Linked DNA regions of Homo sapiens: all the other regions are linked to region 5. The links are chromatin loops, found by intact Hi-C in ENCODE. Cell type or tissue: mammary epithelial cell. All regions are shown on one strand. Region 1 overlaps GPHN (gephyrin). Region 2 overlaps GPHN (gephyrin). Region 3 overlaps GPHN (gephyrin). Region 4 overlaps GPHN (gephyrin). Region 5 overlaps CCDC196 (coiled-coil domain containing 196).

Region 1 (5,000 bases), 53 kb after region 5:
AGACCGTGGAAAGAGAGGGAGAGGGAGACCGTGGGGAGAGGGAGAGGGGGAGGGGGAGGGGGAGGGAGAGGGCCGCGTGTAACCTTTGTAACTTCACTTCAGCCTCTGAATGCAAGCCTTTCAAGATTGAATAGATATTAAATGTGATAATGTACTTGTATGGGCCTCAAACAATGACTGACATTTTGTACATGTTCAGTAAATTTGCTCTTTTTCTTTCTCTATTTCTTAATTACTTGGGATATCTGGAAGTGTACAGAGTGCTGTAGATTTCTAGATAGCTTGTTTTATTCCAGTGTTCTTGGTGGAGCCTTTGTGGCTGAATCCAGCTTTTCCCTCATGCTTCTTTTTGCCTTCTTCCTCTATCCAACAGAGGTGGTGGGAAGAATTAGAATTAAAGCAGGAGGAAGGGAAAAGAAATCTTAGCTTTTTGTAGATGGGTGAAAAATTGGTTAGACTTCAGCTTTTAATGATCTTTCAGTTTAGTAGGTCTCATATTTTTCACCATATGTTATTTTCTGATTCACAGTTTCTGGTATATAGTTGATGCTTAACAAATTTTTGGATGATTGTTTTCCATTTGTTTTGTGGAATCGATCTTTCCAAACATAGCAGGTCTTTTCTATTGATTAAAATAAGTAAAAGAGTCTGAAAACTAGAGGTTTAGTTCAGAATGCTGAGCAAAATCTGGTATTGTCATATGACGCATGGGCCAAGGGGAGAAAATATAGTTACACAGTGAATCAGAAATAGACAAGTTTTGGCAAGGACAAGGTATTTGAAAAAGTATAGCCCTTTAGGTTTTATAAAGCTTTTTCTGTTGTTGTTTTATTCTTATAAAACTCTTTTGTTATGCCAGTATTATAATGGGAAGCTGAGGCTCGGTGTGGTGATATATCCTGTACAAGGTCAAACAGTAAGTATCAGTTCGTCTTAACAGACAAATTTCGTGTTCATTCTGGTAAGACAAGGAAACAGGACAACAACAACAATAACGAAACAATGTTCTGAGGCATTTATGCTGGGTTCATGTACTGGTGTGCATACCATACATCATATCCTTTCTCTGATCCTGATAACCTTTCACAGGGTGATGGTTATGATACTTAAAAATGAGATAATAAATATAAAAGTGCCATAAAACATTGTGTTGTTGGTATTATTATTCCATCATAGGATAGCAAGTAATAATACAGGCATACTTTGTTTTAGTTCACCTCATGGATATTGCATTTTTCACAAATTGAAGGTTTGTGGCAACCTTTTATCCAGCAGACTTGTTGGTATCATTTTTTTTTTAACAACGTGTACTCACTTCGTGTTTCTGTGTCATGTTTTTGTAATTCTCCTAGTATTTCAGCCTTTTTCATTATCATATCTGTTATGGTGATCTGTGATCAGTGATTTTTGATGTTACTATTGTAATTTTTTTTTTTTTTTTTTTTGAGATGGAGTCTCGCTCTGTCGCCCAGTCTGGAGTGCAATGGCACGATCTCGGCTCACTGCAACCTCTTCCTCCCAGGTTCAAGAGATTCTTCTGCCTCAGCCTCCCATGTAGCTGGGATTACGGGCGCCCACTACCATGCCTGGCTAATTTTTGTATTTTTAGTAGAGATGGGGTTTCACCATGTTGGCCAGGCTGGTTTCGAACTCCTGACCTCAGATGATCCACCTGCCTCAGCCTCCCAAAGTGCTGGGATTACAGGCGTGAGCCATTGCACCCAGCCTACTATTGTAATTGTTTTGGGGAGCCATGAACTGTGTCCATATAATATGGTGAACATAATATGTGAATTCTGACTCTTCCACCGACGAGCAGTTTCCCCATCTCTCTCGCTGTCTCCTCAGGCTTCCCTATTCCCTGAGATACAAAATATTCCCTGAGTATTGAAATTAGGCCAGATAATAATCCTACAGTGGCCTCTAGGTGTTCAAGATCTAGAGATCCTGATTTAATGTGAGACACATCCCTCAGATTAAATCAAAAGCTAGAAATGGTTAAGCTTAGTGAGGAAGGAATACTAAAAACTGAGACAGGTGGAAAGGTAGGCCTCTTGTGCCAAATAGCCAAGTTGTGAATACAAAGGAAAAATTATTTTAAAAAATAGCAGAGAACATTTATTCTGAGAGATTTGTATATTATACTTCTGAGGATCTAAGAGAAAATAACAAATTTTCATATTTCAGTTAAATTTATGGAAATACAAATGGTAGCATCTGTATTCCTACCATTTCTGACTTTTTACGTGCTCTCATTTTATTGGTTTCACTTTTTATACTATATCTCTAAGGATAATGTATCTAAATATATGTATTATGTGTTAATTTATATATAAATAAAAGTTATCATATACTTCCATGGTATGATTATAGAGAAAAATTTTTACATTAGAATGTGTCTAAAGTTTTTTTCTTAACTTTTATTTTAGTTTTGGGGTACATGTACAGATTCATTATATTGGTAAGTTGTGTGTCACAGGGGGTTGGTGAACAGATTATTTTGTCACCTGGAAAAATTATTGAAGGAAATATAAAGTGCTACTCCAGTGAATACACAAATGATAAGAAAGCAAAACAGCCATATCGCTGATATGAAGAAAGTTTGAGTAGCCTGGATAGAAGATCAAACAAGCCACAACATTTTGTTAAGCCAAAGCTTAATCCAGAGCAAGGTTCTAACTCTTCTCAATTCTGTGAAGGTCAAGAGTGGTATGGAAATTGCAGGAGAAACATTGGGAGCTGGCTAGAGGTTGATTCGTGAGGTATAAGAAAAGAAGCCATTTCCATTACATGAAAATGCAAAGTGAAGCAGAAAGTGTTGATGTGATACTTGCAGCAAATTATATAGAAAATCTAGTTAAGATCATTGATTAAGGTGGCTACGAAACTACAGATTTTCAATATAGATGAAGCAGCCTTATATATTGAAAGAAGATGCCATCTAGTGTCTTCATAGCTAGACAGGAAAAAAAAGCTTCAAAGGACATGCTGAGTCTCTCATTAGGGGTTAATGGAGCTAGTGACTTTAAGTTGAAGCCAGTGCTTATTTCCTATTCTGAAATCCTGTGCCATTAAAAATGATGCTAAGTCATTCTGCCTGTGCTGTATAAAGGGAACAACAAAGCCTGAATGATGGCACATTTGTTTACGGCATGGTTTACTAAATATTTTAAGCCTATTATTGATACCTACTGCTCAGAAAGAAAGCTTTATTTCAAAGTATTACTACTTATTGATAATGTACCTAGTCACCCAAGAGCTCAGATAGAGATATACAAGGAGATTAATGTTTTCATGCCTGCTAACCCAACATCCATTTTGCAGCCCATGGATCAAGGAGTAATTTCAGCTTTCAATTCATATTAAGAAATACATTTTGAAAGGCTATATAGCTACCATAGATAGTAATTCCTTTGATGGATCTGAGCAAAGTAAGTGAAAAACCTTCCGGAAGGAATTCAGCATTCTTGATACCATTCAGAACAATCATGATTCATGCGAGGAGGTCAAAATGTCAACATTAACAGTAATTTGGAAGAAGTTGAATCCACCCATCAAGACTTCACTGATGGATGTGGTGGAAATAGCAAGAGAACTAGAATTAGAGATGGAGCCTGAAGATGTGACTGAATTGCTGCAGTCTCATGATAAAACTGGAATGGATGAAGAGTTGCTTCTTATGGATAAGTAAAGAAAGTGGTTTCTTGAGATGGAATCTACTCCTGGTGATAATGCTATAGACATTGTTGAAGTGACAACAAAGGGTTTTAATTATTACATGAACTTAGTTGATAAAGCAGTAGCAGGGTTTGAGAGGATTGACAGCAATTTTGAAAGAAGTTCTTCTGTCAGTAAAATTCTATCAAACAGCATTGCCTGCTACAGATAAATATTTTGTAAAAAGAAGAGTCAACTGATGCAGCAACTTCATTGTGGTTTTATTTTAAGAAATTGCCACAGCCACCCCAACCTTCAGCAGCCACCACCCTGATCAGTCAGCAGCTATATACATTGAGGCAAGACTCTCCACCAGCAAAAAGATTATGATTCACTGATGGCTTGGAGGATGGTTAGCATTTTTTTAGCAGTAAGGTTTTTTTTTGTTGTTGTTGTTTTTTTTTGAGACGGAGTCTCACTCTGTCGCCCAGGCTGGAGTGCAGTGGCACGATCTCGGCTCACTGCAAGCTCCACCTCCTGGGTTCACGCCATTCTCTTGCCTCAGCCTCCCGAGTAGCTGGGACTACAGGTGCCCGCCACCACGCCTGGCTAATTTTTTGTATTTTTTAGTAGGGATGGAGTTTCACCGTGTTAGCCAGGATGGTCTCGATCTCCTGACCTTGTGATCCACCCATCTCGGCCTCCCAAAGTGCTGGGATTACAGGCGTGAGCCACCACGCCCGGCCAGCAGTAAGGTATTTTTAAATTAAGGTATGTGCATTGTGTTTTTAGATATAATGCTTTTGCACTCTTAATAGAATACAGTATTGTATAAACAAACATTTATATGCACTGGAAAAGCAGCCAGTTGGTCTTTAAAATTCCTTTACCCTGTCTTTCAGTAACACTACTCTTTCCTTGTTTATCACTGATCTTTGTAGCCACTCATTCTCTACAGAATTTTTCTTCCTCTGTGTGGTCTTAAATATCTGTGTTTTTTGTAGTTCATCCCTGGTCCTTAGCCCATTTTACTCTAGATGTCATTTTGAGGTAACCTTTCCTATACTTGATACTGCCTCCTATATCTAAGTCTTGAGCTAGAAAGTTTGTTGCTCTTCGGATATTCACATTGTGTTCTCCATTCACTTTTTGACTTGGTTATCCTCTAGACACCTGTATTAGTCCATTCTTGCACGGCTATAAAGAAGTTCTTGGGACTGGGTAATTGATAAAGAAAAGAGGTTTAATTGGCTCAGTGCTCCACAGGCTGTACAGGAAGCATAGCTGGTGAGGCTTCAGGAAAATTTCAGTCATGGCGGAAGATGAAGGGGAAGCAGGCATGT
Region 2 (5,000 bases), 620 kb after region 5:
TGCCTGTAGTCACAACTACTTGGGAGGCTGAGGCAGAAGAATTGCTTGAACCCGGGAGGCGGAGGTTGCAGTGAGCTGAGATCGTGCCACGGCACTCCAGCCTGGGTGAGAGAGAGAGACTCCATCTCAAAAAAAAAAAAAAGATATATATGGTTTCACATATGTCCACTTCTTGAATCTCATATGACATATTGGTAAGCAGGACAGTTGCCTTGGCAACCCAAAGAGTGCCGTACAAGATGTCTATGTATACTCTAAAACTTGCCCCAGTATTTTATTACTGTATGAGCTTGTTAAGGACCAGCAAATTATTTCAAAATTGGGGATATAGAGTTATCAACTATAGCTAACATGGAATAGCTGATTTCTGTATTCGTTGATTTCAACAAACTGTGCATATTAAAATTTAGATATGCAACCTGTGGTGATTCATGTCTGTAATCCCAGCACTTTGGGAGGCCGAGATGGGTAGATCACTTGAGGCTAGGAGTTTGAGACCAGCCTGGGCAACATGGCAAAACCCTGTCTCTACAAAAAATACAAGCCAGGCATGATGCTATGCCCCTGTAGTGTCTGCTACTCAGGAGGCTGAGGCAGAGGTTACAGTGCGCAATGACCATTCCACTGTACTACAGCCTGGGAAACAGAGTGAGACAAAGAAAGAAAAGAAAAAGAAAGAAAGAAAAGAAAAAGAAAGAAAGAAAGAAAAAGAAAGAAAGAAACAGAAGGAAAAGAAAAAGGGGAAGGGGAAGCAAAAAGAAAAGAGAGAAAAGAAAAGAAACAAGGAAAGGAGGGGAGGGCAGGGCAGGACTGCTTAGGAGATGGGTGCACCAAAATCTCACTAATTACCACTAAATAAATTATTCATGTAACCAGATACCACCTGTTCCCCAAAAATCTATTGAAATGAAAAATGTTTAAAAAATAGAAAAAGAAAACTCATTCATAATCCAAAAAAGAAAGAAAGAGTCTCGCCATTTTGCCCAGACTGGCCTTAAACTCCTAAGCTCAAGTGATCCTCCCACCTCAGCTTCCCAAGTAGCTGAGACTACAGGCTTATGCTACCATAGCCACTTCACAGGACAGGTTTTAAGCCAATCAAATCTGTCCAGAGTCATCTTAATGGAAATATTATATTAATTATTTTCTAATACAATTTGTAAACCTCTGTATTTCTAAACCAAATTCTTAAAGACTCCTTAAATTGTTTAAAAGATCTAAATGTTTCTCTTCCCTTCTTATCTTGTAACCTAGTAAGCCAGGCAATTAGCTTAACGATCAGTTAAACCTTTTTTTCCCCAGAGTTGTGTTAAAAGCTATTTGCAACAGGAACATTCTTCATGAGAGCTCATTGACTTTTCTCCCTCTTTTTGTGTTAGACCTATGTATCTGAACTATCTGGGTGTATCCATAATAACAAGAATTGAGTTTTGATCAATTAATAGATTAAGTTTTCTAGAAGACAGAGAAAGAAAGTGAGATGATTACCACAAATATGTAAAGAGTTACTGACCACTATAAAAGTCAAATCACCTTCTCTTTGCAAAGAGTGGGAAAGCCTTAAATGCAAGCAAACCCATTTCAATACATGAGAAAGAAAGGAAGTCATTACAACCAGTTCAAATAGTATCTTGGGCACTTGATAATTCCATCAAGACTATAGGATTAATTAAGTCTTTAAAAGTACTTTCAAGTGAATAATTGTAGTCATATCAAAAGTACTTCAAAATGACCACTGCAATTCCAGGTTGTCCTTGATGAAATTATGCTTTTTAGAAAGATAAATGTGTGAAAGAGAAAACAGAAGCCAGAGTTATGCCTGGAGATAGTGCAAGTTTATTATTAAATGAACCCATGAATTCATTAGCTACTGGTCATTCAAAAGGGAAAAATAGCACTTAAATATTGTACCTAAAGTCCTCAACAGTAAAGGTTGAACCCCTGGCAGCTAACCCTGAAACCTAACAAGCTAGAATGGGTAGAGAGGAAATCTCTCCCAAAGCCAGTTTCTCATAGACAAAACTAAGAAAAGTTCTTATAGGCACACAACAATGTGGCCAACTGACAGATAGGATGGCCAGTTTCAAATCTTTACTAAGAAAAACAAAAATTAGTATAAATCCAATCAGATAACCAAACAATTCTGGAAACCTTATAACAAAAACAATATCAGCTGTCTTTGGGAGTTCAGCAAAAAAACGATCAGACCTCAAAACAAGGGCTGGAGTTAATCTAAGCATCATAGACAAGGAATCTGCCCAAGCAAAAAGGCAGAAGAGACCTCACTGAAATACAGTATAACCAATAATATAACTGGTGGCAAGAGTTCCTGCCTAAGTCTTGGTAGGATTTTCATAATACCAAAATCCTAATACAAAGACCACCAGGGAAACCTGTTGATCATACAAAATGGTTATATTAAAGTTTCTGAGAAAAAGAAAACATCACCTTGACAATGTTGGGGAGGGAAAAATAATTTTTCCTCTACCCTTGTGAGTTCTTACCTGGGACCTCTATAAACGATAGATTAACAAGAAAAAAAGAGAAGTTAGTTAACATGTATACCTCGTGTATATATGGGACATACCCAAGGGAAAATTAGTAACTCCTAAAGTGATGGCTGAGAAGTCTGGCTTAAATAGCATCTTCAGCAAAGAACAGTACATTCTTAGAGAAGTGATGAGACAAAGGACCTTGAGTCTCTAGGGCCGGCAATTTGTGGGAAGGCAAATATATGGGAAACTAATGATAGATTAAAGGCTAGTTAATAAAGTTTGATATATAAATTCCTCTGGCGCCATCTGCAGGCTGATAAGTGTCCAAAGATTTATCCCTCGGGCCAGGCGCGGTGGCTCACGCCTGTAATTCAAGCACTTTGGGAAGCCTAGGCGGGTGGATCACAAGGTCAGGAAATTGAGACCATCTTGGCTAACACACGGTGAAACCCCTACTCTACTAAAAATACAAAAAAATTAGCCGGGTGTGGTGGCGAGGGCCTGTAATCCCAGCTACTCGGGAGGCTGAGGCAGGAGAATGGCGTGAACCCGGGAGGCGGAGCTTGCAGTGAGCCGAGATCGCATCACTGCACTCACTACAGCCAGGGCGACAGAGCGAGACTCCGTCTCAAAAAAAAAAAAAGATTCATCCCTCCAGGGGTCGCGGGGGGAGTTACCTTTCTTAATTTATGTCCTACTTTTAGGCAAACAGGAGAAAAGCAGAGAGCGTTTCTTATATTTTTCTTCTCAAGTGCCTTCGGCTAAAAAATATTTGTTATGCTGGCATATTTTGGGGTAGTATATTCTGCTACCCTTCAACAGAGTCTCAGTGGTGTTTCACAACTGGGAAGTCATAAGATTTTTATGAGGGTATTTATAGGATTTTGAGGACTAGGGTTGGCCATGGGATAGTTTTAAGGTAGAAGTTATTAAGCAAAGTCCGAGCAGAGATTGGTCGGAATTTGTAAAATAGGTGAATTGGTGGATCACAGTCAGTCTTATCTTCAGAGCATATGAATCCATGTGGAACTACTGTTAAAACAAGTTGTCCATGATCTTATCTTAAAGTATATGGATCTGAACAAGCTTGTGTTAAAAACAATTTATTTCAAGTTACATGTCCTGGTTTGGTACAGTTTAGCTGTTATGCAAATAATGGTATAGTTTTGCAAGTTGATGTTTCTGTTTTATTTCTCAGAAGGAAATAGTTTGTAGGCAAGGCAGCCAATTATAAGGCTTTCACAGAAATTCAGACATAATGTAATGAATGTCTAGAATTGTTTTGGGAGGTAGTAAAAGAGTGAATGAAAATGTAGGGTCAAGGAAGAGATGGATTAGAATATTCTTAATGATTGAGGCTTTTGGGAAGAGTGGGCTACAAAGGGGAAAACAAAGTTAAATGTTTAGGCCAGGCGCAGTGGCTCACGCCTGTAATCCCAGCACTTTGGGAGGCCGAGGTGGGCGGATCACCTGAGGTCAGGAGTTTGAGACCAGCCTGACCAACAGTAGAGAAACACCATCTCTACTAAAAATACAAAATTAGCCGGGCGTGGTGGCGCATGCCTGTAATCCCAGCTACTCGGGAGGCTGAGGCAGGAGACTCGCTTGAACCCACGAGGCAGAGGTTGCAGTGAGCCGAGATCACGCCATTGCACTCCAGCCTGGGCAACAAGAGCTTGATGCTGTCTCAAAAACAAAAACAAACAACAACAAAAAAGTTTAATGTTTAAAAAGTGGGAAGATAGTGGCCAGGTATGGTGGCTCACACCTCTAATCCAAGCACTTTGGGAGGCTGAGGCAGGTGAATCACTTGGGGTCAGGAGTTCAAGACCAGCCTGGCCAACATGGCAAACCCCCGTCTCTACTAAAAATGCAAACATTAGCCAGGCATGGTAGTGTGCGCCTGTAGTCCCAGATAGGAAGCTGTGGTAGGAAGATCGCTTGAACCCAGGGGGTGGAGGTTGCAGTGAGCTGAGATTGCGCCACTGCATTCCAGCCTGTGCAACAGAATAAGACTCCATCTCAAAAAAAAAAAAAAAGAGGTGGGAAGATAGTGGTACCATTGATAATACCAAAAATGGGAAATTGAACTTGGTGACTTGATATGGAGATGATGGGTTATGTTTTGTTTTACCTCATATTTTTTTCTTTTGAAACTGTAATAAATTTCAGACATCATTCCCAAGATGACTGGAAGTATAACAGAAAATAAGATTCAGTTTTAAAAGGAAAAATTGTGAGTTTATTCTAGTATATTTAGCCTTATACTCTTCCATTTAATTCTGTATTGTTTTATTTGAAATTATTTAAAATACACTGTAAATCCCACACCCTCATTTAACTAGCTATTTTTTCGTTATGTCAGTTTTACAGACAAATAATGGGTTCTCCAGTGATCTCTAATTTTCCGTTATTTCTGGAACTGTTTGCAGCAAAATAACAGAGAGGAACATAAATAGCAAAGAAAACACCCTGATAACAGAGGAATCTTACTTAGTTCGTGGT
Region 3 (5,000 bases), 640 kb after region 5:
CTTGGCCTCCCAAAGTGCTGGGATTATAGGTGTGAGACACCATGCCCAGCCTAGATTTAGCTATATTTTTTATAAAGGACTGTGTGTGTGTGTTTCACTACTGTTTTCTCTCCTCCAACTTCCCCTACCTTGAAGTCTATGTTCTGAATCATTTTTTCATTTACAGTCATTTTTCCAGAACATTACTTGGTGATTTGTCATCTGAATCTTTGCATTCTAACAAGTATCATTCTTCCATTTTGATTAGTGAATGACTGGATGTAAGATTTGAGGGTTGTATGGCTTGAAGAGATATGTTGATGTTAATTTACTATTTTCTAGTTTTTGGTATTGTAGGTAAGAAGTCCAAAGCCAATATTACTTTTTCCTTTGTTAGTAACCCAATCTTCCTATTAAATATTTGGTAGCTTGTAAGATTTTCTGTTTATTTTTGAAATTCCAAAATTGTACCAGGACATATTTAGGTTTATGTTTTTGTTTTGCTTTTTTTTTTAAATCAATCTTGGCTGGAACTTAGTAAACCTTTTCAATTTCCAAGTCCAACTCTTCTCAAATAAATAAAATTTTCCTCTTTTCCCCCCTATCTCTTCCTTTATTTCCTTATGGAATTCCTATTGGTAGTATGTCAGTCTCTTGCTCTGTCTTCTTATTATTTTCTGCATGACTTCTATCTTTTGCACTTTTGCACAATCCTTGGAGATATTTCTACCACTTGATCTTCCAAGCAACTAATTGAATTTTTGACAAGGACTGTAATTACCTTCATCTACTAAATCTTAAAATTTGAAAATCACATATTTTGTTCCAGAACACAGTGTTAATGTCATAATTGAATCTGTATTAGTGTTTTAATTGCTTATTATTGTTATTAAAATTATCTATTGCCCCAGAAGTTTTATTTCTCTAGGTATCCTAAATATTATGCTCATTCTTCCACTCTCCAGTTGGTTGTTACTTAGGTTGCTGGTATTTTCCTCTCCCTACTGAAAGTTCGATTCACCCTAAGGGTTCTGGAAGCTGCTAGGGTACTTTGGGCCTGGTGAGAATGGAGTTACAGTGGGAAAGAGGATCATGAGTGGCAAAAGGAAGAGAAGTGTCAATTCCTGAATTAGCAAAGCACAAAATGGCAAGCTGCTAGTCTTCTATTAAAGTACAAAAAATAAACAGTCCAAGCCTCTGTGCTTCCTGGACGGTTTTGTTGTGAAGGCTGGACTTTCCCAGCCTTTAAAGGATAGGGCAGTCTTAGTATTTTTTCAAGTAGACTTCAGACTTCTGGGTCAACCTAAAAAAATTTATAGCTTTGCCCTTGATCTGGATCCCAACCAACCACAAATTCTTAGAATCAGTGAATGTTAGAGATGAAAAAGACATACTCCAAATGTCCTCATTTTATAGATAAAGAGAATAATACCCCCTTCCCCAAAAAAATGATACTAGTTTTTCAGGATCATCTAGGTAGTTAGCAGTAGAGATAAAACAGGATTCTAGACTTTGTGACACTCAGGTCTTCAATTAATGGCTTTATCTTCTGTTGCCTAGTACATACATTCTTAGCATTAAAGCAATTGTCTTACAGAATGTTTTCATGTAATATTGGTACTCTAAGAGAACAATGGTTAGGTATTTAATTATTCAAATGAAAATGAATGGGAAGTGTTAGTAAATCAAGATTCATGTTAGTATTAGAATTATTTTTGGCTAGGCGCAGTGGCTCATGCCTATAATCCCAGCGCTTTGGGAGGCCAGGAGTTCAAGACCAGCCTGGCCAACATGGCAAAACTCTACTAAAAATACAAAAAATTGCCAAGCATGGTGGCACACACTTGTAATCCCAGCTACTTGGGTGGCTAAGGCACGGGAATCACTTAAAGCCAGGAGGCAGAGGTTGCAGTGAGTAGAGGTAGCGCCATGCACTCCAGCCTGGGTGACAGAGCAAGAATCTGTCTTTTTTTTTTGAGAAGGATTCTTGCACTGTCACCCAGGCTGGAGTGCAGTGGCACGATCTCTGCTCACTGCAGGCTCCACCTCCCAGGTTCATGCCATTCTCCTGCCTCAGCCTCCCGAGTAGCTGGGACTACAGGTGCCCGCCACCACGCCCGGCTAATTTTTTGTATTTTTAGTAGAGACAGGGTTTCACCATGTTAACCAGAATGGTCCCGATCTCCTGACCTCGTGATCCACCTGCCTTGGCCTCCCAAAGTGCTAGGATTACAGGCATGAGCCACCACGCCTGGCTGACTCTGTCTTAAAAAAGAAAAAAAGAATTATTTTTCGGCCAGGTGCAGTGGCTCATGCCTGTAATCCCAGCACTTTTGGAGGCTGAGGCGGGCAGATCTCTTGAGCCCAGGAGTTCAAGACTAGCCTGGGCAACATGGTGAAACCCTGTCTACAAAAAACACAAAAAATATTATCCAGGTGTGGTGGCGCACTCTTGTGGTCCCAGCTACTCAGGAGGCTGAGGTGGGAGGATCGCTTTAGCCTGGTATGTGGAGGCTGCAGTGAGCTGTGATCACACCACTGCACTCCAGCCTGGGTGATAGAGTGAGACCCTGTCTCAAAAAAAGAAAAAAAGAGATTTATCTTTAAAGGAATGGCTAAGCACCATCCAAATTAAATTAAAACTGCAGTTGTTAATGAAGAAAGATTTAAGTGATATCATGATATCCCTTTAAGATATGCCACTCTTTGTGAAAAGGGAAACTACTGATATATACCTAGAAAACTTAATCTGCTTAATCCAATAGCCCCTCTAGTGGCAGTGGTGAGAATAAGTCAAATTTTAGAAGTACAAATTTTGTTTCTATCAGTATTTGGTATATACAAATAAGATTTATATATTTATATAAATGCTGATAAATAGCTTTTATCTGAAGGTGTTTTATGTGTAACAAAGTGTCTTTCATAATGCAAATATTACTATATTTAGAAGAAGAATAGAGAAAACACAGGATGAGTTTGAACCTAATACTACCTATGTGAACCTCAGTGTCCTCTTTTGTACTGCCTTCCTCACAGAGTTGTGAGATTAACACATAGGTGTGAAAATGTATTTTTTAAAAACATTAGTATTGTCATTAATTATATTTCTTGGATATTAATTGATCTTATATGTGGGAAGTTCTGTCTTAAATATAAGGTCAGATTATAATGTTTTGTAGTTTTAGCCTCCTATCATTGAGAAAATTAATATACCCTGCTTGCTTTATGTGAGAAAACTGAGAAAATCATGAACTGTTTTCTCTCTATTATATTATTCATGATTATAACCCTTGTTACCTATTTCCTCTTATCACTATTCAGAGTAATCTTTGAGTTTTAGAAAGAAAACTCAGTTTTTATATGTTAAAAATGAAGAGTCTGGGGGAAGGAATATGAAGTAAATATTGGAAAATATTAGCATTTGTCAAATCTGAGCGATGGATACATGGGTGTTTGTTATACTGTTATGTTGGAAATGTTTTATAATTTAAAATATAGCATGAATCATAAAAAAGAAAGCAAATTTATGATGTGAATAGGCCCTTAAGCTATGGTTAACCAAAATCATAGTTTTCATCTGAACATGGGATTCTGAATCATGTTCATTTCATTCCACAGAGTGATAGTAAAATGTTCACACATGCAGTTTTCTGCTGGTTACCTCAGACAAATCCATACCTCTTGCCACAGCATCCTCTCCTTTTTTTTTTTTTTTTTTTTTTTTTTTTTAAATTATTAAGAGACTAGGTCTAGGGCCAGGCACGGTGGCTCATGCCTGTAATCCCAGCACTTTGGGAGGCCAAGGTGGGCGGATCACTTGAGGTCAGGAGTTCAAGACTAGCCTGGCAAACATGGTGAAACCCATCTCTACTAAAAATACAAAACATTAGCCAGCCATGGTGGCGGACATTTGTAATCCCAGATGCTTGAGAGGCTGAGACAGGAGAGTTGCTTGAACCCAGGAGGCGGAGGTTGCAGTGAGCCGAGATCGCGCCACTACACTCCAGCCTGGTCAACAAAGCAATACTCCATCTCAAAAAAAAAAAGAGAGAGAGAGACTAGGTCTCACTACATCACCCAGGCTAGAATGCAGTGGCTATTCACAGATGTGATAATAGCTCGCTGCAGTCTTGAACTCCGGGGCTCAAGCAATCCTCTCACATCAGCCTCTCAGGTAGCTGAGACTACAGGTGTGCCACCGCACTTGGCCAGCATCCTCTCTTTCTGATGATTCTGGACAAGGGTCCGTTCTCATTAGACTCTTTCTTTTATGGTATATTACATGCCTTTAAAAAACTACACAATCACTTCTGATTAGGCAGGGAGTGGAACAAGCATTTAATAAGAAGCCAGAGTTTGTAGTCCTGGCTCTGCCATTTACTGCTCTATCTACACTTTGCCTCTCTGAATATAACTTGCCTTTTCTTAAAATGAGCATAGTAATACCTTTTCAGTCTAGCATACAGATTTGTTGAGAGATTATAGCATGCAACATAAATGAAGTTATAGATCCCCTGGCTGTTGTCATATGTTGGTACCTGTCTCTCTAGTAAGGCAGGATGTCTGATCAAATCTCCAGAAGCCAGAAGCGTACAACAGAAAGGAGAGTTACAGAGAGTAGCAAAGGGGGATAGAGTATGGCAGGACCCAAATAACTGGCCCAGCAGTGACAATGGACAAGATAACATTTACAACTTTGAGATTCAATGATTTTGTGAATATACTACCCACAGAGTACAAAGTATCATTGAGCATATTCTTTGAAACATGATAAATTTCAGTAAGGATTTGGAACAAAATCCCTTTCAGCTGATTTCTGCAAATTAGAAAATTTCATGTAGAGAATTGATGTCTCTGAGGTTTCACAAAATAGGAAAAAAACATGTTTCCCAGATAACATGAAAATAATGAGTAAGGCTGGCACGGCGGCTCACACCTGTAATCCCAACACTTTGGGAGGCCAAGGCGAGCAGATCACCTGAGGTCAGGAGTTCAAGGCCAGCCTGGCCAACATGGTGAAA
Region 4 (5,000 bases), 170 kb after region 5:
TCATTACCCTCTCAATACAATTGCCTGAAATATTTCTTGTACGTACATATAGACTCACATTAGACAGTGAGTCTGTGAGAGTCTATAATAGTTTCCTGAAATATTTTGTACATACATATAGACTCACATTAGACAATGTTACAGTTTTTGCTTCAGCATTCAAACATAAAAGCCCAAGATGAGAATTTTGTCTGTTGTATTTACCCATATATTTGCCTACTATTATAATGTTTTTCTTCCTGATGTTCCAAGAGTTCTTATTTTTTTGCTTACTTTATGTTTAGAAATCTTTCATTGACCATTATATTAGGGTTGGTATGCTGGTAAAAAGTTTTCTTAGTTTTTCTTCATCAAAGAATGTCGTAATTTTTTTTTTCATGTCTGAAGAGTATTTTTACTGGATATAGGATGTGGGTTCACAGTTCTTTTATTTAAGCACTTCAAAAAGTACTTCCAGTGGGGCGCCAAGATGGCCAACTAAAAGCAGCTATGGTGTGTGGCTCTTACAGAGAGGAACGAAAGGGACGAGTAAATGCAGCACCTTTAACTGAAACATCCAGGTACTTGCATTGGGACTGATCAGGGAAACAACTCAACCCACAGAGAATGGAGAAGAGCAGGACAGGGCAGGGCAGGGCAACAGCTTACCTGGGAGCAACATGGATACAAGAGAACCTACCCCTGCCCAGGGAAGCAGTGAGTGAATATGTGACCCTGGGAAACCATGCCCCTCCCACAGATCTTTACAAGTCCGGTCAGGAGATCCCCTTGTGAATCCATTCCACCAGGGCCTTCGGTCTGACACACAGAACTGTGTATAGTCTCAACAGAAAAGCTGCTCAGGCATGCATGGAGACCCGGGAACTTTACATACTCTGGCTCTAGTATCCCTAACAAAGGTGATTGCAACTTAGGCAGGGCGGGAGCTTGGACATCCATATTTACCCCTAGGAAGGGATCTGAATCCAGGGGGCTAAGAAGCATTGATCTGTGGGCCCCATTTCCACAGCTTCTCACAGGATAAGACCCACTGGCTTGGAATTTCAGCCAGCCCCCAGCAACAGAGTTGTACCTACCTGGGACAAAACAGAGTTGCTGGCGGGAGGGGCAGACTACCATCTTTGCTGCTTGGATAACTCAGCCATTCCAGCCTGTGGGCTTAGGCGAGTCCAAACCAACTGGGCATGGAAGGGATCACCTAGCACAGCAAAGCTGCTCTACCAAAATGTGGCCAGACTGCTTCTTTAAGAGGGACCCTCAATCCAAATCCTCTTCTTGGGTGTTACCTCCCAACTGACAGAGTTTTGATTTCTCTTTGGGACTGAGTGCCTGCGGGGAGGGGCAGGCTACCATCTCTGCTGTTTGGACAGCTCAACCTTTCCAGCCTGTGGGCTTTGGAGAGTCCAAACCGACCAGGGCAGAAGGGATCCCCCAACACAACACAGCTGCTCTAATACAACATGGCCGACTACTTCTTTAAGCAGAACCCTGATCCGTTCTTCATCTCTGAGCAGGACCTCCCGACTGGACCCTCCAGCCACCCTCACTTGTATTCTCTGGTTCACAATGTTTTGATTTCACCCTGGGACTGAGTTCGAGGGGGAGGTGGGCGGGCGCCATCGTTGCTGTTTGGGCAACTCAGCATTCTGTCCTGTGGGCTTTGGAGAGCCCACGCCCACCAGGGCAGAAGCAGTACCCCAGCACGGCACAGCTGCTCTATGAAACCATGGCCATCCTGCTTCCTTAAGCAGTCCCCGATCTATTCCTCCTTGCAGGGCGGGACTTCCCAACTGTGTCCTCCAGTCACTCCCATGGATGTTCTGTGGCTAAGAGGTTTGAAAACTTCCTGGGACAGAGCTCCTAGAGGGAGGAGTGGGCTGCCATTTTTTCTGTCTCAGCAACTTCCGTAGTTTACAGACTTTGGAGAGCCCAAGCTAACTAGGGGCAGAAGTGGTACACCCACACAGCACAGCTGCTTTATAAAAGTGTGGCTAGACTGCTTCTTTAAGCAGATCCCTGATCCCACTCTTCCTGACTGGGTGACACCTCCCAACCAGTGTCTCCAGCCACCACCTACCACCTGGTTGTTTGGGCCAGCAACCAGGTCTGTACCCCTCTGGGACAGAGCTCCCAGAGGAAGGGGCAGGCTGCCATCTTTGCAGTTTTGCAGCCTTCACTGGTGATACCCTCAGGTACTGGAAAACCTAAGGCGACTAGGGACTAGAGCAGATGCCCAGCAAACCACAGCAGCCCTGTGAAAAGTGGCCAGACTGTAAAAAGGAAAAAAAAAAAATCCAAAGATCAGCCTCAAAGATTGAAGGTAGATGTGCCCACAAAGATAAAGAATCAGCACAAGAACGCTGAAAACTCAAAAAGCCACAGTGCCCTCTTCTGTTCAGATGACCACATCACCTCTCCAGCAAGGGTTTGGAATTGGGCAGAGGCTGAGATGGCCGAAATGACAGAAGTAGACTTCGGAATGTGGATAAAATTGATGTTCATTCTGCTACAGCTGCACCTTCTAACTCAATGCAGGAAGCTACAGATCATGATAAAACATTTCAGCAACTGACAAGGTAAAATAGCCAGTATGGAGAATAACGTAAGCAACCTGATAGCGCTGAAGAAAACAACAGAAGAAGTTCATAATGTAATTCCAAGTATTAATAGCAGAATAGACCAAGTGGAGGAAAGAATCCCAGAGCTTGAAGACTGTCTTTCTGAAATAAGACAGGCATACAGGAATAGAGAAAAAAGAATGAAAAAGAATGGACAAAACCTCTGAGAAATATGAGATTATGTAAAGAGACTGAATATATGACTGATTGGTGTACCTGAAAGAGATGAGAAGAATGGAACCAACTTGGAAAATATATTTCAGGATATCTTCCATGAGGACTTCCCCAACCTAGCTAGACAGACCAACATTCGATTTCAGGAAATGGGAGAACCCCTGTAAAATATTCCACAAGAAGATCATCCCCAAGACACATAATCATCAGATTCTCCAAGGTCAAAATGAAAGAAAAAATGTTAAGGACAGCCAGAGAGAAAGGCCAGGCAACCTACAAAGGGAAGACCATCTGACTAACAGCAGACCTCTCAGCGGAAACCCTACATGTCAGAAGAGATTGGAGGCCAATATTCAACATGCTGAAAAAAGAAAAATTCCAGCCCAGAATTTCATATGTGCCCAATCTAAGCTTCATAAGCAAAGGAGAAATAAGATACTTTCCAGACAAGCAAATGTTGAGGAAATTTGTTACCACCACACCTGCCTTACAATAGCTCCCAAAAGAAGCACTAAATATGGAAAGGAAAAATCGTTACCAGCCACTACAAAAGCACACTGGAGTACACAGACAAATGACACTATAAAGTAACCACAAGTTATTTTAAACAAGTCTCCAAAATAACCAGCTAACATCATAATGACAGGATCAAATCTGCACATAACAATACTAACCTCAAATGAAAATGGGATAAATGCCCCAATTAAAAGACACAGAGTGGCCAGCTGGATAAAGAAACAAGACCCAATGGTCTGCTGTCTTCAAGAGACCCATCTCATGTGGAATGACACACATAGGCTCAAAAAAGGATGGAGGAAAATTTACAAAGCAAATGGAAAACAGAAAAAAGCAGGGGTTGCAATCCTGTTCTGACAAAACAGACTTTAACCAACAAAGATCAATAAAGACAAAGAAGAAGGGCATTACATAATGGTAAAGGGTTCAATTCAACAAGAAGAACTAGCTATCGTAAATATATATGCACCCAACACTGGAGCACCCAGATTCATAAACCAAGTTATTAGAGACCTTCAAAGAGACTTAGACTCCCACACAATAATAGTGGGAGACTTTAACACCGCACTGACAATATTAGACAGACTGAGACAGAAAATTAACAAAGATATTCAGGATCTGAACTCAGATCTGGATTAAATGGACCTGATATATATCTACAGAACTCTCCACTCAAAAACAACAGACTATACATTCTTCTCATCACCATGTGGCACTTACTCTAAAAAAGATCACATAATCGGAAGTAAAACACTGCTCAGCTCAGCAAATACAAAAGAACTGAAATCATAACCAACAGTCTCTTGGACCAGAGCACAATCAAATTAGAACTAAAGTCTGAAGAAATTCACTCAAAACCACACGATTGCATGAAAATTAAATAACCTGCCCCTGAATGACTTTTGGGTAAATAATGAAATTAAGATGGAAATCAAGTTCTTTCAAACTAATAAGGACAAAGATACAATGTACCAGATTCTCAGGGACACAGCTAAAGTAGTGTTAAGAAGGAAATCTATAGCAGTAAATGCCCACATCAGAAAGCTAGCAAGATCTCAAGTTAACAACCTAATGTCACAATGAAAAGAACTAGAAAATCAAAATCAAACAAATCCCAAAGCTAGAAGAAGACAAGAAATAACCAGAATCAGAGCTGAACTGAAGGAGGTAGAGACAAGAAAAGCCATTAAAAACATCAGTAAATCCAGGAGTTGTTTTTTTGAAAAGATTAATAAAATAGGCCACTAGATAGACTCATGAAGAGAGAATCAAATAAACACAATCAGAAATGATAAGGTGGATATTACGATTGTCCCCACAGGAATACAAGCAACCATCAGAGAATATTATAAACACCTCTATCTGTATCAACTAGAAAATCTAGAATAAATGGATAAATTCCTGGACATATACACCCTACCAAAAGTGAACCAGGAAGAAATTGAATCCCTGAACAGACCAATAACAAGTTCTGAAATTGAGGCAGCAATAAATAGCCTACCAACCAAAAAAAAAAAAAAAAAAAAAAGCCCAGGACCAGACGGCTTCACAGCTGAATTCTACCAAATGTACAAAGAAGAGCTGGTACCATTCCTACTGAAACTATTCCAACAAATTGAAGAGGAGAAACTCCTCCCTAACTCATTCTATGAGGCTAACATCATCCTGACACCAAAACTTTGCAGAGATACA
Region 5 (5,000 bases):
AGATGATTTGATTCAGGTACATAAGACTCTCTGGTCTGGCTTGATCCATAGGTAAATTTTAGAAAACTAGTAAGACTGAACTGACTATCCTTCAGGCAGTATTCTATGCATATTTTTCTTTCAATTTATGTTCTAATAAGAATTGGACAGCATAAAATTGGAAAGAATCCTGGAATGCAACAAGAAGCAGTATTAAATCATTAAGATACAAATTTAAAAGACAGAAGAGAAGAGGGTTATGAGGAAGACAGACAAGTCCCTGTTTTACTTCATTCAAAATTAGCTGAAGGTCATCTCAAGGGATCTATATGGTAAAGAGCCAAAAGCTTTTTAGCTCCAGAATCAAATTAAGTCTAAATTAGTAAATAAGGGTTCCATTCAACTTGATTGTCTCAGGAGATATTTTTTCTCCTTGCATGTAAAACATTGAATCAACTTTGAATTGGAACAGCCACAGATCCACATCTTCTTTTCTCTCCTTTCCTTTTATGTTCCTGGAGAATTAAATGATAGGGTACTATACGGCTTAGTTACCACAAATTAATGTAGCCACAGGCAATGGATCAATGTGTTAAATTGATTCTGCATTCATTTAGCACTAATTATGGGCCAGTTTCATTTTCTAACACATGTATTCAAACTCTATAGGTTTGTTTGAGCCCAAGTGGATTTGAAATCTAATGGAGTCCTATATTTTGGTTATGTGGCCTATTTTTTCACCTCTAGTATTTGATTATTTAAAAGCAAACAAATATTCTCTTCATAAAGGATTTTAAAACTAATTATGTAAAGAGGTTATTACCAACCTATTTGGTAATAATTTCTTAATGGTAGGTGTTGTAGTATTTTCCAACTTTGTGTATCACCTGGACTATTATTTATTCAATATTTGTTGTTTACATTGACTTCTTTAGTTTCCTAAATGCATTCCTTGAAAATAAAATTTATATTACTATTTTAAATGAAGAATCAATAGAGTTTTCCACAATAGAAGGTAAACTTAATAATAAATACACAAAAAACAAGATTTTAATGTTCTAGAAAAATACATAAGCCTGAGATCTATTTTATCTCCATTAGGAAGTGAGATTAGAAAGACATACAGAATTTTGGCCAGGCATGGTGGCTCACGCCTGTAATCCCAGCACTTTGGGAGGCTGAGGCAGGTGGATCACGCGGTCAGGAGATTGAGACAATCCTGGTTAACATGGTGAAACCCCATCTCTACAACAAAATACAGAAAATTAGCCAGGTGTGGTGGCACACACCTATAGTCCCAGATACTCAGGAGGCTGAGGCAGGAGAATCGCTTGAACCTGGGAGGCAGAGGTTACAGTGAGCTGCGATGACGCCACTGCACTCCAGCCTAGGTGACAGAGCGAGACTTCGTATCAAAAAAAAAAAAAAAAGACATAGAGAACTTTAAAGAAAGCCAGCACCAAACTGCAACTTTCTCCTTGATGCCATCAAGTTTGAAATAATTGAAAAGGCAATAATTTTCTCACTGTGATTTATAGTATTTAATGCCTTGTCCCAACACCGAAATTTATCCCAATTGCCACCTAAAATCATCTCATCATCAAATTTTGGCAAATTGTAATTTAAGGAAAAAAGCACTGAATTTAAGACTCAGATACATGAGTTGCAGGCCTTCCTCTGAGGCTCACCAGTTATATGACTTGGAAAAGTCATTTAATTTCAGGTTTTAAAAATACAAACAACATTAACATGGAGCATGCTGAGAACTTAATACCTTGTGCAACCCTCACAGTGACTCTATGAAAGGTATTATAGAACAAGAAACAAGCTCAGAGAAGCCAGGCTTCTTGGCTCCATATTCAATCCTTATTCCCTAGACTATGCTACAAAATGGATGTGTAAAAGCATGTGACTTTTCATGCCTCTTCTAGATCTAAACGCTATAATTTGAATCCAAATTTATTATCTGTTTAACGTATAATCTTCTCAGTGAAGAAGCATACTCCTAAGGTTAATTTGTTCAGTAAGAAAATGTTAACTCTGCATTTAGCCCAGTAGGTGGCACCAACCACATCCAGGCTTCAAGTCCACAGAGTGGTAATTCAGGAACCATGAAATGCTGTGGGAGAGATCGGTCTTCTATTACTCTCAGGACAAAAGGTGCCACATTCATGTATCAAATGAAAAAAGAAAAAAATTTCTTGATGTTTTATCACATGCTCTTTTGGCACCAAGGTGTATTACTGGCAGCCTTGATTAGACCATGTTAAACTCAGTGTTCTGTTGCATAATTTTTACCTAGTATTTTACTCCCTGTACTACAGTTATCTCCATTTCAAAAAACAGTCACTGCCCACTTCCTCCACAATCCTTGTAGAATAGTGTTCCCTTCCACCACAGATAAATCAGGCGATTGGGGCACTAAAAGAAAAAATGAGCACTAAACAAAAAATAAAAGATGGTGCTTATTTGAAGTTTGTATACTTAACAGTGTTACAGGACAGCGTTTCTTTTTCTCTAGTTTCAAAAGAATTGAATTGCACAAACCTGTCTTAGAGAAAGGGTGGAATATAATTTTGGACACACCTCTCAGTAAATCAGGGTACAGGCTTTTCTGTTCTAAGCATTTCCAAGTAGATGAAGAGTTTACCTCAGTACTCTTAGCCAAGAATTCCTCCTCCCACTGTCCGATGTGCTGGTTGGCTGAGTTGCAGTGGTATGATCTGTGTAGCTGGCAAAATACAATCCTGTGTTAATATTACTGATTTTGTTACACTTCAACAAATCCCTACTTGTGAATTCCCTTGATGCCCAGGATGTGGCATTACCGTCATCCATGTTATCTCTTTGGCATGCTGCCTCACTTAGTCTGTTTATACCTACGATGAAGTCTTTACTTTTGATCTTTCCGGAGACAGGTGACATTTGAAAGGATTTACTTTTCCACCAGTGTAAAATTATAATTTGATTCAGGGTGTATTGTAGGCCCTCCCTAACTTCTATAGAGTCCAGAAGGCAAGTTTGTGGACTTTGGCAGTCACCTATCTTAGAGAGCACAGGTGCTAAGCAATCTCTAAATTCAACTGAATTTCCCATCATATCTGCTGGTGTTTAAAGAAGAGGTTTATCTTCAGCAATAATATAACTTGTGTTAAGACATTTGATTCTGATAGCTTTGCTTTTCTCTCCTCCCCTCAATCCCCACCAACTCTTAGCATTTCCTTGAGCTCTTCTGAGAAAAACCTGAACGTTGGATGTGAGTATTATGCTACACTTATAAATTCAGATGAAAGCCCAGCGAAATGGGAAATGAATACTCTTTGAGACCTTATTTATTCTCTAACTCCTTCTGTTCTGAAAGCAAGTCATTCTTCCTGGCTTTAACCTTTACTTCACTTTAGTATTATTCTTCCTGATGGCTGAACTACACTTCAGCAGGTGCTGCTGAAGGGAAAATAGTAGTGTTAAGCTAAAATGCTGAAGGGCAGGGGCGGAAAACCACAGCTAGCTCAAATCCGGGTCCTTGATAAGCAGTACTGTTGCTTTCAAGTACAGGCTTTTTAAAGCTTTGAGGCAACCTGAACCTTTTGAATGTCAAAGTTAGGTTTATGGTATTAATAGGTTATAAAGTTAATTTCTAAACTAAGTCATTCTTTTACTTCTTTAATACTTCACAGAAATTCAGGGGGAGAATAAAATTCTTTTCTTCCTAAATATAAATTTTGAAGCTTGACAAAATAAACTGTACCCTTATTAATATTATTTTAATGGGTGACAACAGATTCCATAATTTGTGGGCATCACACACTCAGGAGTGCAGCAGTATGTCTAGGAAAATGTTATCATATTTAGCAAATAAAAAGGGATACCCTATTAAATTTGAATTTCACCAAATAATTTTTAGTATAAGTGTGTCCCAAATATTTCATGAGATATATGAAAAATTATTTGGTGTTTATATTAAAATTCAAATTTAACTGGGAGTCCCATATTTTAGTCTGGCAACTCTAATTTAGAACAGACTCACTATCGGTTGTATTTAGCACCCTATAATTCTCCCTTTTTCTCCTTTTCATTGCCTCCCTTCTCACCCTACGCCTACCATTCTGTCTGCTTCCTCTTTCTCTTCCCCATCTTCACCTTTATCTTTTGTTTATTCTCCACTATCTATAATTGACCATTTTTGTGAAATATATCTATCTGGTTTATCTGAGGGTATGTATATATACACATAACTTATTATTCCACTTCTTTATTTACTTGCATATAATTCTTAAATGATTTTTCCCCCTGTGGGACATGAGCTGTAAACAGAAAAACAGTCTGCCACTCCAACTTCTGAAATATTGTTTGACAAAGTTATTTTCTAAAAAAAAAAAATCAGAAAATTCACATCAATGCTAATACCCACAGTGATACAAAACAAAACAAAACTAGTGGTTTTTTTTTTTTTTCCCCCTCAAAAGAAGCTCTTATTTTCCTAATGTTTCCCCTTAGGTACTATGGGCATTACAACTATGGACAGAGTGACTACTGGCAGAAATGAACACCATGTGGTGAGAACTACTTTCTTTAAACAAACAAAAAATCGTTTTAAGGGCTTGAATAGATAGTGGGTATAGATTTTTGGAATGCATTGCTTAACATATATTCTAATTTAATATTTTAGGGGATTTGCAGAGTGGGTGCTAGGGTACTCAATATTTTAGCTGTCCTTTTTCCTCTGTTTTTTCCTGTCTAGAGAATTCTGGGAACAAAGATCTACACAGAACAACAAGGAACTAAAGGAAGTCAGCTTGATAATACAGGAGGGAGACTCTTTTTTCTGAGGTCATTGCCAGATGAAGCACTGAAGAATTAGCAGGCTTTCGCTCCATTTGCTTTGGACAGATTTAAAGACTAGGCACAGCCATTTGTGTTAATTAAAATCTCTCGCACCTTTGTTTTAGTGCTGTTTTCCCTCTCTCCCCCGACCAATCTGGGTGGAAATGTTGGATGTCTGGCCTTAAACATGTATGGAA

What was found. Hi-C counts contacts between places; a loop is a spot of excess contacts. Peaks named below come from ENCODE experiments on the same cell type or tissue, not always from the same donor. Only the 100,000 strongest peaks of a DNase experiment are listed, where the experiment ranks them.
Region 1: a loop joins it to region 5, with 5 times the contacts of the local background. A loop is called at or near these places in 9 of 110 quality-filtered maps.
Region 2: it touches region 5 in a loop (6-fold over the local background); 27 of 110 quality-filtered maps call a loop at or near these places.
Region 3: it touches region 5 in a loop (8-fold over the local background); 18 of 110 quality-filtered maps call a loop at or near these places.
Region 4: it touches region 5 in a loop (10-fold over the local background); 21 of 110 quality-filtered maps call a loop at or near these places.

Annotation. Positions count from the first base shown.
Region 1 is chr14:66,546,754-66,551,753 of GRCh38, forward strand. The region is part of intron 1 of GPHN (gephyrin); the gene reads left to right. Among named protein-coding and RNA genes, the nearest start is that of GPHN, 41 kb to the left of the region's middle. In mammary epithelial cell, no CTCF peak of the experiment used is centred here; no DNase peak of the experiment used is centred here.
Region 2 is chr14:67,115,607-67,120,606 of GRCh38, forward strand. The region is part of intron 16 of GPHN (gephyrin); the gene reads left to right. The region is part of intron 2 of LOC105370538 (a long non-coding RNA gene); the gene reads right to left. Among named protein-coding and RNA genes, the nearest start is that of GARIN2, 71 kb to the right of the region's middle. In mammary epithelial cell, a CTCF peak has its summit at 2,807 (motif pointing left); no DNase peak of the experiment used is centred here.
Region 3 is chr14:67,135,209-67,140,208 of GRCh38, forward strand. The region is part of intron 17 of GPHN (gephyrin); the gene reads left to right. All of the region lies in intron 2 of LOC105370538 (a long non-coding RNA gene), which reads right to left. Among named protein-coding and RNA genes, the nearest start is that of GARIN2, 52 kb to the right of the region's middle. In mammary epithelial cell, a CTCF peak has its summit at 2,744; no DNase peak of the experiment used is centred here.
Region 4 is chr14:66,660,176-66,665,175 of GRCh38, forward strand. All of the region lies in intron 1 of GPHN (gephyrin), which reads left to right. Among named protein-coding and RNA genes, the nearest start is that of GPHN, 150 kb to the left of the region's middle. In mammary epithelial cell, a CTCF peak has its summit at 2,392 (motif pointing left); no DNase peak of the experiment used is centred here.
Region 5 is chr14:66,493,633-66,498,632 of GRCh38, forward strand. CCDC196 (coiled-coil domain containing 196) reads left to right here. Exons shown (of 10, transcript NM_001351576.1): 9 at 4,477-4,535; 10 at 4,721-4,921. The coding sequence ends at 4,840. Among named protein-coding and RNA genes, the nearest start is that of CCDC196, 9.8 kb to the left of the region's middle. In mammary epithelial cell, a CTCF peak has its summit at 2,053 (motif pointing right); a DNase peak (open chromatin) is centred at 2,059; H3K27ac peaks cover 436 bases.